2 separate regions of the Homo sapiens genome follow, and region 1 is linked to region 2. Evidence: chromatin contacts called from ENCODE Hi-C data. All regions are on one chromosome and are shown on one strand. The core of a region is the stretch at or near the end of the contact, and the rest is flanking DNA. Distances in the headings are between cores, read along the strand shown. Region 1 has its middle 180 kb from the start of AIPL1. Region 2 holds the start of NLRP1 (NLR family pyrin domain containing 1).

Region 1 (3,892 bases), core at 1,032-3,531, 670 kb before region 2:
AGGTGTGAGCCACCGTGCCTGGTCCCTGGTCTGTCTTTAACCACTCTCTGCTAGTAAGAGCCGGATCCCTCATTCCACAACTTTGGCTAGTTACTCACAATTCCTTCAGTCTCACCTCCCCAGGGCTTCCTGAGCACTCCAATATGTCCACCTGACCTCTTTCAGGGAGGTCTCCCTGATTTCTCTGGCCTCCTGCCCTTCTCCAGGGGTCTTCAGACTGCAGTAGCTCTGATCTCCTCTCCCTCATCTGTCGTGTGCCTATGGCACATGTTACTCTACCAAGCCATACAACATGGGATTATTCACACATGGTCCCATCCATAGCAACTCTTCTGACCACAGTTACCTCCATCTCAGTGTCTTCAAGGTCCAATTCAACATCCCTCCTTAATCCAGGGGAATAGATTCATCTTTCTCTGATTCAGCAGAAGCAAATCAATCAAATATGGACTATAAGTTGCAGACACTCATGGGACCTCAAAGGTCCCCTACTTCTACCTTCTATCTTATGCTATATTAAGCTTGCCCAACCTGAGGCCTGCAGTCCAGATGGCTTTGAATGTGACCCAACACACATTTGTTAAGTCTCTTAAAACATCATGAGATTTTTTTTTTTTTGAGACAGAGTCTCACACTGTTGCCCAGGCTGGAGTGCAGTGCTGTGATCTCAGCTCACTGCAACCTCCGCCTCCCGGGTTCAAGCGATTCTCCTGCCTCAGCCTCCCAAGTAGCTGGGATTACAGGCGCCCGCCACCATGCCCAGCTAATTTTTTGTATTTTTACAAAATACAGAGATGCCGTTTCATCATGTTGGCCAGGCTGGTCTCAAACTCCTGACCTCGTGATCCGCCCACCTTGGCCTCCCAAAGTGCTGAGATTACAGGCATGAGCCACTGCATCAGGCCCATTATGAGATTTTTTTTGTGATTTCTTTTTTGTGTGATTTTTTTTAGCTCATCAGCTATCGTCAGTGTTAATATACGACATGTGCAGCCCAAAATGATTCTTCTTACAGTGTGACCCAGGGAAGCCAAAAGACCAGACATCCCTCTGTTACACTTTCCACTCCAACATTCTCCCAAAGTCAAGCCTCTCCTGACACCTGGAGACTCGCTAACTCTTAAGGGAAAGTCATGCCTTCTCTGGACAGCTCTCTTACAAACTTTTTCCTTTCCCCCCACCTCAAAATGTGCCTACCAGCAACAGCCTCCTCTCCCTGCAGGCCACCCAGGATGGGGCCAGTCCTGCTCCAGGGTGGCATTCAGAGGTGGAAAGGCATGGTCCTGACCCCGAGCCTGCTCTTCTTCAGACAAAACAACTTTTCCACCCTGTATTTCAGCCCCCATCTGCTCCTCTATCCTGGCCCCTTTCCCAAAAGATGCCCCGGTTTCTTTCGTCCTAGCAACTCTTCTTACCTTCCACACCTCGATGCAAATTCAGACAAAATGCAGCAAGTATTTACTGAGCACTATCTCTTTGCCAGGCACTGGCCTTGGAGCTGAGGATGCAGCAGTAAATTTAACAGACAGAAGTCAAGGTGAAGCTCCCATCCTGGGGGCCAGCTGCATCTACCATCATTGGAGTCTGCAACCTAACTCGTGTTTTTGACAATCAGCCTCAAAATCATGGTTATACATAAGTGTCAGGCACTGTGCTCGGCACTGGAGGTGCAAAGGTAAACAGAATATTGTTCCTGCCTTGAAAGCCCATAGCCCCATTGGCTTAAACAACCTGATTAACATGCCTAGCTTGAATCTCTCAATCTCTCTCTCTGTCTCTCTCTGTCTTTTACACACACACACACACACACACACACACACACACGCGTATCAGTTGCAGGAAATCTACCAGCGTCCAGTCAAAGTAGGCAAATATGTGCAGATTCCAGGCATCAGTGCCAACCTGAGAAACTTGCCTTCATCTCCCGTCACCTCCCCACCCCCTCACTGCCCTTCCCCAGAAAATTCTGGGAGCCAGGTTCCTGGCAGCAGCCTCCAAGGGGGACGTAAGGACAGGCCTATTGAACTGCGTTGCTCTGGACTAGATAAATAGTTATCACCAGCCAACGTGGTTAAATAATCATCAAACCACGTAATTCAGAAATCATGCTCCTCGAGAGTTCCCCATTTAATACCCGACAGAACACGCTAATCCGCCGCACAAGACTGCGTTTTACTTTTCTAGACAGGAAGCATTTTCTTCAGTCCCATAATGACTTCCCTTGACATAATAATGAAGGAATGTGAATTTAAAACAGGCTGAGAGGCTGGGCCTTCTTTGTTATTAGGGTTGGGGGCTGGTGGCTCGGAAATTGCCTGAGTAACTGCTGACTTGCTGAACTGTGTCGTCATTGAATTCACTGCTTACAAAGACTGAAATTTACCAAATTAAATTTTAGTGAGTAATTTCTTTTCACATAAACGGCAGAAATTAAACCATTGTGGATGTGGTAGATAGGCCGTCACACGGAGCTGACATTACATTGGGGAGTGCTGTGAAGTCAGGCAGGAGGAGATCAAGACTTGGAGGGCAGGAAACCCCTCTTTGGACTGGGGGAGGGGCGATCCCAAGCCCCAGAATCAGGCAGGAGAGGTTCAAATCCTGGGTCTCCCACTCCCTATTGATGTGACCCAGGGGGTTCTTATCTGTGAAATGGGCATGATGAGGGGCTATCTTAGGGATGCAAAATGGATTACATCTATAAAAGCACTTGGCTATCAGTAAAGGTCTGCATACATGTCGGTGGTTATTATGTATGTAGCTTCTAGCCTGAGGACGTTGAACTGGGAGAAATCAGGAATAAGAAAGGAAGCTCCCTGGAGTACCCTACCTTTGGCAAAGAGGTAGGTAGCTAAAGTTAGCTACTTTCTTTCTTTCCTTTTTTTTTTTTTTTTTGAGACAGAGTCTTGCTTTGTCGCCCAGGCTAGAGTGCAGTGGTGCGATCTCAGCTCACTACAACCTCCGCCTCCTGGGTTCCAGCGATTCTCCTGCCTCAGCCTCCTGAGTAGCTGGGATTACAGGCACGTGTCACCACGCCAAGCTAATTTTTGTATTTTTAGTAGAGATGGGGTTTCACCACGTTGGTCAGGCTGCTCCCTAACCTCTTGATCCGCCCACCTCGGCCTCCCAAAGTGCGGGGATTACAGGGGTGAGCCACCGTGCCCGGCCAAAGTTGGCTACTTTCTAACCCATCACGTAGCACAGAGAGGACTCAGGGGGCCCAATGCACCTGTGGAAATCAACTTCATTGGACACAACCGAAAAGTCAATTTGTCCAGTGGATTGATGGTCAGTTGGATTGATTAACTACAGCCAGACCAGTTGCTGTGAGGCCAAAACAATAGATGAAAAACGGGATATTTGACATCTCTGTCCTTACTGGTGTTGAAAAAATAATGATAAGCAACAGTCCTTTCTTATGTATGTATGGAACAAGGAGGTGGTATTATTGTTTAAAAACGTTCCCTCCCTCTTCTCCACATACATGGGAGTTTTTTTGCTTACTCCTTGGCTTGGGGCTTGGCTATGTGACCTACTTTGGAAGATTAACATACATGACGCAAACAAGGACGTGAAATGTGCTTGTGCAGCTGGGCTCACCCGCTTGCACCTCTGCCATCGCCACGAGAAGAGCTTCTCACCAGCAGATGCTTCCCCTGTATCCCAGGCTCCAGGATAAACATACAAGGAACACACCAGAGCCCAATGTATGGCAAGGAACCCATTCTAACCAAACCCATAGCCTAAAGCAAAGCCACTCAGCCAGTCTAGCCTAGATCAGACAAGTCTTCACCAACCCCCAGATACGTGAAGTAAATACATGCTTATTGACTCTGGGATTTTTTTGTGGTTGTTTGTTATACAGCAAAGGTTGACTGACACAAAGTCTGTT
Region 2 (4,229 bases), core at 899-3,398:
GGGATTACAGGCACGAGTCACCACACCTTTGGTTGGACTTTGGTTTTTACTCAGAGTGAGATGGAGTATGGGAAAGTTTTGAGCTGAGAAGTGACCTGACCTAATTTATGCTTTAAGTGGATAATTCTGGCTTCTAGACTGAGAGTAGACAGTAAAGGGGAAGCATCAGCATGGGTGGAGAACATGTGGAAGGCTAGCACAGTGATCCCAGTAAGAGACGACTGAAGGCTGGACCAGCAGCCCCAGTGGGCGTGGTGGGAAGGGTCAGGTTTCTGATCTATTTAACAGGTTGAGTGGATCTCCAGCGGCCAGTGATTTAATGAATTATGCCTGTGAAGTGAAACCTCCGAGAAAACCCCACAGTCTTGTTTGTTTGGGGTTTGGAGAGCTTCCAGGTTAGTGAAGCAGGGAGGGGCAGGGAGAGTAGGGTGCCCGGGAGGGCAAGGAAGCGCTGTGCCCCTCCCCCACCCACACCTTGACCTCGGCATCTCTTCCGTTGGGCTATTCCTGAGTCGTATCCTCCATCATGAACCGATAATAATAAATAAAGTGCTTTTCTCAGTCCTGTGAGTCATTTCAGCAAATTATTGAACCTGCCGGGGACTGTGGGAACCCTTGAATTTGTCACCAAGTCAGACAGAGATGCCAGTGGTCTGGGCACCCCATTTGCAACTGGCATCTGATATGAGGCCAGCTCTTCACTGAAACCCTAAACCTGTGAGGTTTGATGCCAACTCCAGGCAGTCAGTGTCAGAATTGCACTGTAGGACACCAGTTGGTGTCTAGAGAGTTGGTGCCAGAACTGGCTGGTGTGAGGAGGAAAAAAAGCCCACACAGCCCTCCTCCAGGCCATTCCTCCCGCTACATGGAGTCTCACGGTCCTTCACGGAGTGCTCAGAGCCTCCCGATCATCCCACTTTTAGCACAGCACTTTTCCACTTCTGGTCAATCTGATATTAGAATGTCCTACAATGTGCTTATTAGCCATTTTTTAAAACTAACATTTATAAAATTTATTTAGGCCAGGCACGGAGGCTCACACCTGTAATCCCAACATTTCGGGAGGCCGAAGTGGGCGGATCACCTCGGATCAGACTGGCTAACATGGTGAAACCCCATCTCTACTAAAAATACAAAACAATTAGCCAGGCGTGGTGGTGAGTGACTGTAATCCCAACTGCCCAGGAAGCTGGGCTGATGCAGGAGAATCGCTGGAACCCAGGAGGTGGAGGGAGCTTGCAGTGAGCCGAGATCTTGCCACTGCACTCCAGCCTGGGAAAGAGAGAGAGACTCTAAGACCTTTTGCTGAATTGAAGCCTCTTGGTAAACCTATGATGTCCCATTTAATAGATGGGCAAACTGAGGCTCAAAGAAATAAATCAGGCACATAAGGAGTCCTTGTCCAAGCAAGCCGTGGGTTGAAGCCTGGGCTCTGCCAGTCCAAGTGAAACCAAAGCATCTCCAGAAATTCCTGGTGGTGTGTTACATCAGCAAATGAGTAGGCAATGTCATTCCTCAACCTGAAGTCATTGGCATCTTGCAGATTCCACGAAAGAGGAAGTCTGCCCCTGGCTCCCCGAGGCCTGCTTGCAGGAATGAGGAAGGGGCTGTTCTGCTTTCAGGTGGAAATGTTCACCAGCTAAGTGCTGGGCTGCCCAGAAGGCAAACAGCCCCCTGGGCCTGGGACACATGCTTTAGTGCCCCTGGTAGCATGGCAGGACATGCAGTGCAACTCAAGAAGCTCCCAAAACCATGAGAGGCTGGGAAAAATGCTCCCTGGCCCAGTTCTAATGTTTCCCAATAAGGAGCTGCCCGGGCAGACACAGGGGGCCCCACCCATCCTGAGAGGCTGGGCCTGGGCTGCAGACACAACTGCTCGGAGAGTCTGCATCCTGGCTCTGCAGACAGGCTCTAGATGATGGGCTGGCGGAGTGCCCATGTGGAGGTGCACACACCGTGTTTAGTATGGGCCTGTACCTGCTGCAGCGTCAGCTGGTCTGGGCCTGTGCTCCTGGTCCGCCTATAGATGCCATGTGGCCCATCTGAATCTGTGACTCTGAGTCTGGCCTACCCAGGCCTGGTTTGATCCTACCCCCTGGCCACGCCCCTTGTGGGTTTCCTCTGGGTGACGTTTCCTTCCTGCTCTTGTTGACTAGGCGCTGTTCTTGCTGGCTGGTGCCCCAGGGCCTGGAGAGGTCTGAAGAAACCTGGGAGCCAGCAGCCCGGGGCTCCACTCTGGGTTCTGAAAGCCCATTCCCTGCTCTGCGGCTCCTCCCACCCCACCTCTTCTCAGCCTTGCAGCTCAAGGGTTGATCTCAGGAGTCCAGGACCCAGGAGAGGGAAGAATCTGAGGAACACAGAACAGTGAGCGTTGCCCACACCCCATCTCCCGTCACCACATCTCCCCTCACCCTCACCCTCCCTGCCTGGCCCTGGACCCCATCCCAGGACCTCCCTATCAGCTGACTTCTTCCAGTGTCTTGCAGGCCCCTCTGGGCTCCTCCCTCCCCTGGCTTTTCCTACCACTCCCCCTCTATCGGCGTCTATCTGTAGGTGCCCTGGGATTTATAAAACTGGGTTCCGAATGCTGAATAAGAGACGGTAAGAGCCAAGGCAAAGGACAGCACTGTTCTCTGCCTGCCTGATACCCTCACCACCTGGGAACATCCCCCAGACACCCTCTTAACTCCGGGACAGAGATGGCTGGCGGAGCCTGGGGCCGCCTGGCCTGTTACTTGGAGTTCCTGAAGAAGGAGGAGCTGAAGGAGTTCCAGCTTCTGCTCGCCAATAAAGCGCACTCCAGGAGCTCTTCGGGTGAGACACCCGCTCAGCCAGAGAAGACGAGTGGCATGGAGGTGGCCTCGTACCTGGTGGCTCAGTATGGGGAGCAGCGGGCCTGGGACCTAGCCCTCCATACCTGGGAGCAGATGGGGCTGAGGTCACTGTGCGCCCAAGCCCAGGAAGGGGCAGGTGAGTGGACAGAGGACCCCACTGCCCGCGGGACATCCCCTGGCCCTCATGCCTGCCCTGCCCTCTTGGGACCCCACCACTGAGCCCTCCCTGCCAGGCCTTCCTCTGAGCAGTGACATGGAACTGCCCTCTCAAAGGGGGATCCAGGCCCCAGACTATGCTGGAGCCAGGAGGCTTGCTGGGGGGGCCCTTGCTGCACCTCAGAGCCCCACACCCTCTTCTATTCAAGTGCATTCCCGGTACTCGCCTGGCATTGTAGTTATGAGCACGGACTTGGGAGTCAGGCACTATCACCAGTCCTGGCACTATCACCCTGGGCCAATCACTTCACTGCTCTCTGCCTATTTCTCTGTCTGCAAAATGGGAGAGTGAGAGCCCGCCTCCCTGGGCTGTGTGAGGGTTAAAAGAGATCATCCAGGTTAAACATTTAGCACAGAGTCTGATATACAGTAAGTGCTCAATAAATAAGATCTCCCATTGCTGTTGTTGCTGCTGCTGCTGCTGCTGTTATTATTACTATTAGCCACCCTGGGTTGCAGATGCCGTTGGCCCAATAAAGCACAGCTGAGGCTCAGTAGGAGTAGTGATTTACACAGGGAGATAGTCAGGACCAAGACAGATATGCAAATTTCCTGATCCTAGATGAGGATTTTTTGCCTAGCAGTATCTATAAGAACATCATTCTTCAGACAAGCCTCTAGAGGAAGTTGTAGAGGGCTGCAGCGGGTTCACTGGTGTATCCTGACCTCTCTTGGTTGAGAGAGGAGACCAGCTCAGTTCCCTGGCACCTTGCCCCTGCCCCTCTGATGTGTCTCCAACCTCTTTGTCTCTTTCCTGTAGGCCACTCTCCCTCATTCCCCTACAGCCCAAGTGAACCCCACCTGGGGTCTCCCAGCCAACCCACCTCCACCGCAGTGCTAATGCCCTGGATCCATGAATTGCCGGCGGGGTGCACCCAGGGCTCAGAGAGAAGGGTTTTGAGACAGCTGCCTGACACATCTGGACGCCGCTGGAGAGGTGAGGCTTGCTGAGGCAGGCTGACAGCCCTGGGTGGAGCTGTGAATCAGCTGGTGGGCCCCACCCAGAGGATCATGTCTGTGCATGGGGACCTGACATGGGGGACAGCAGAGGAAGGATAGGGGAGCCAGGATGGGCTGTGAGAGGTAGGCCTGAAATTGATCTTTCAGGGACCTTCCGGTGCTGAGATTGCATCCCTCCCCATGTGGCAGATGGGGAAGCTGAGACCCATGTGGGTCAGG

What was found. A loop is a pair of places that touch in the nucleus more often than their neighbours do. Pooled maps may share reads with other maps.
Region 1: a map of endothelial cell of umbilical vein shows a loop between it and region 2 (9-fold over the local background). The contact joins the enhancer-like site here to the promoter of NLRP1 in region 2. A Hi-C loop is called at or near these places in 3 of 168 maps with a recorded cell type or tissue (DLD1, HepG2 and endothelial cell of umbilical vein) and 2 of 50 pooled maps.

Annotation. Positions count from the first base shown.
Region 1 is chr17:6,255,865-6,259,756 of GRCh38, reverse strand. No RefSeq gene overlaps it. Among named protein-coding and RNA genes, the nearest start is that of AIPL1, 180 kb to the left of the region's middle. Within about 2 kb of position 2,281, at least 2 of the 41 ENCODE cell types and tissues checked have a DNase peak (open chromatin) inside an H3K27ac peak, as active enhancers do; they include endothelial cell of umbilical vein, where a contact is called at or near this core.
Region 2 is chr17:5,582,428-5,586,656 of GRCh38, reverse strand. NLRP1 (NLR family pyrin domain containing 1) reads left to right here and starts at 2,148. Exons shown (of 17, transcript NM_033004.4): 1 at 2,148-2,970; 2 at 3,811-3,987. The coding sequence starts at 2,700. RefSeq lists enhancers at 1,760-2,059, 2,080-2,339, 1,611-2,810.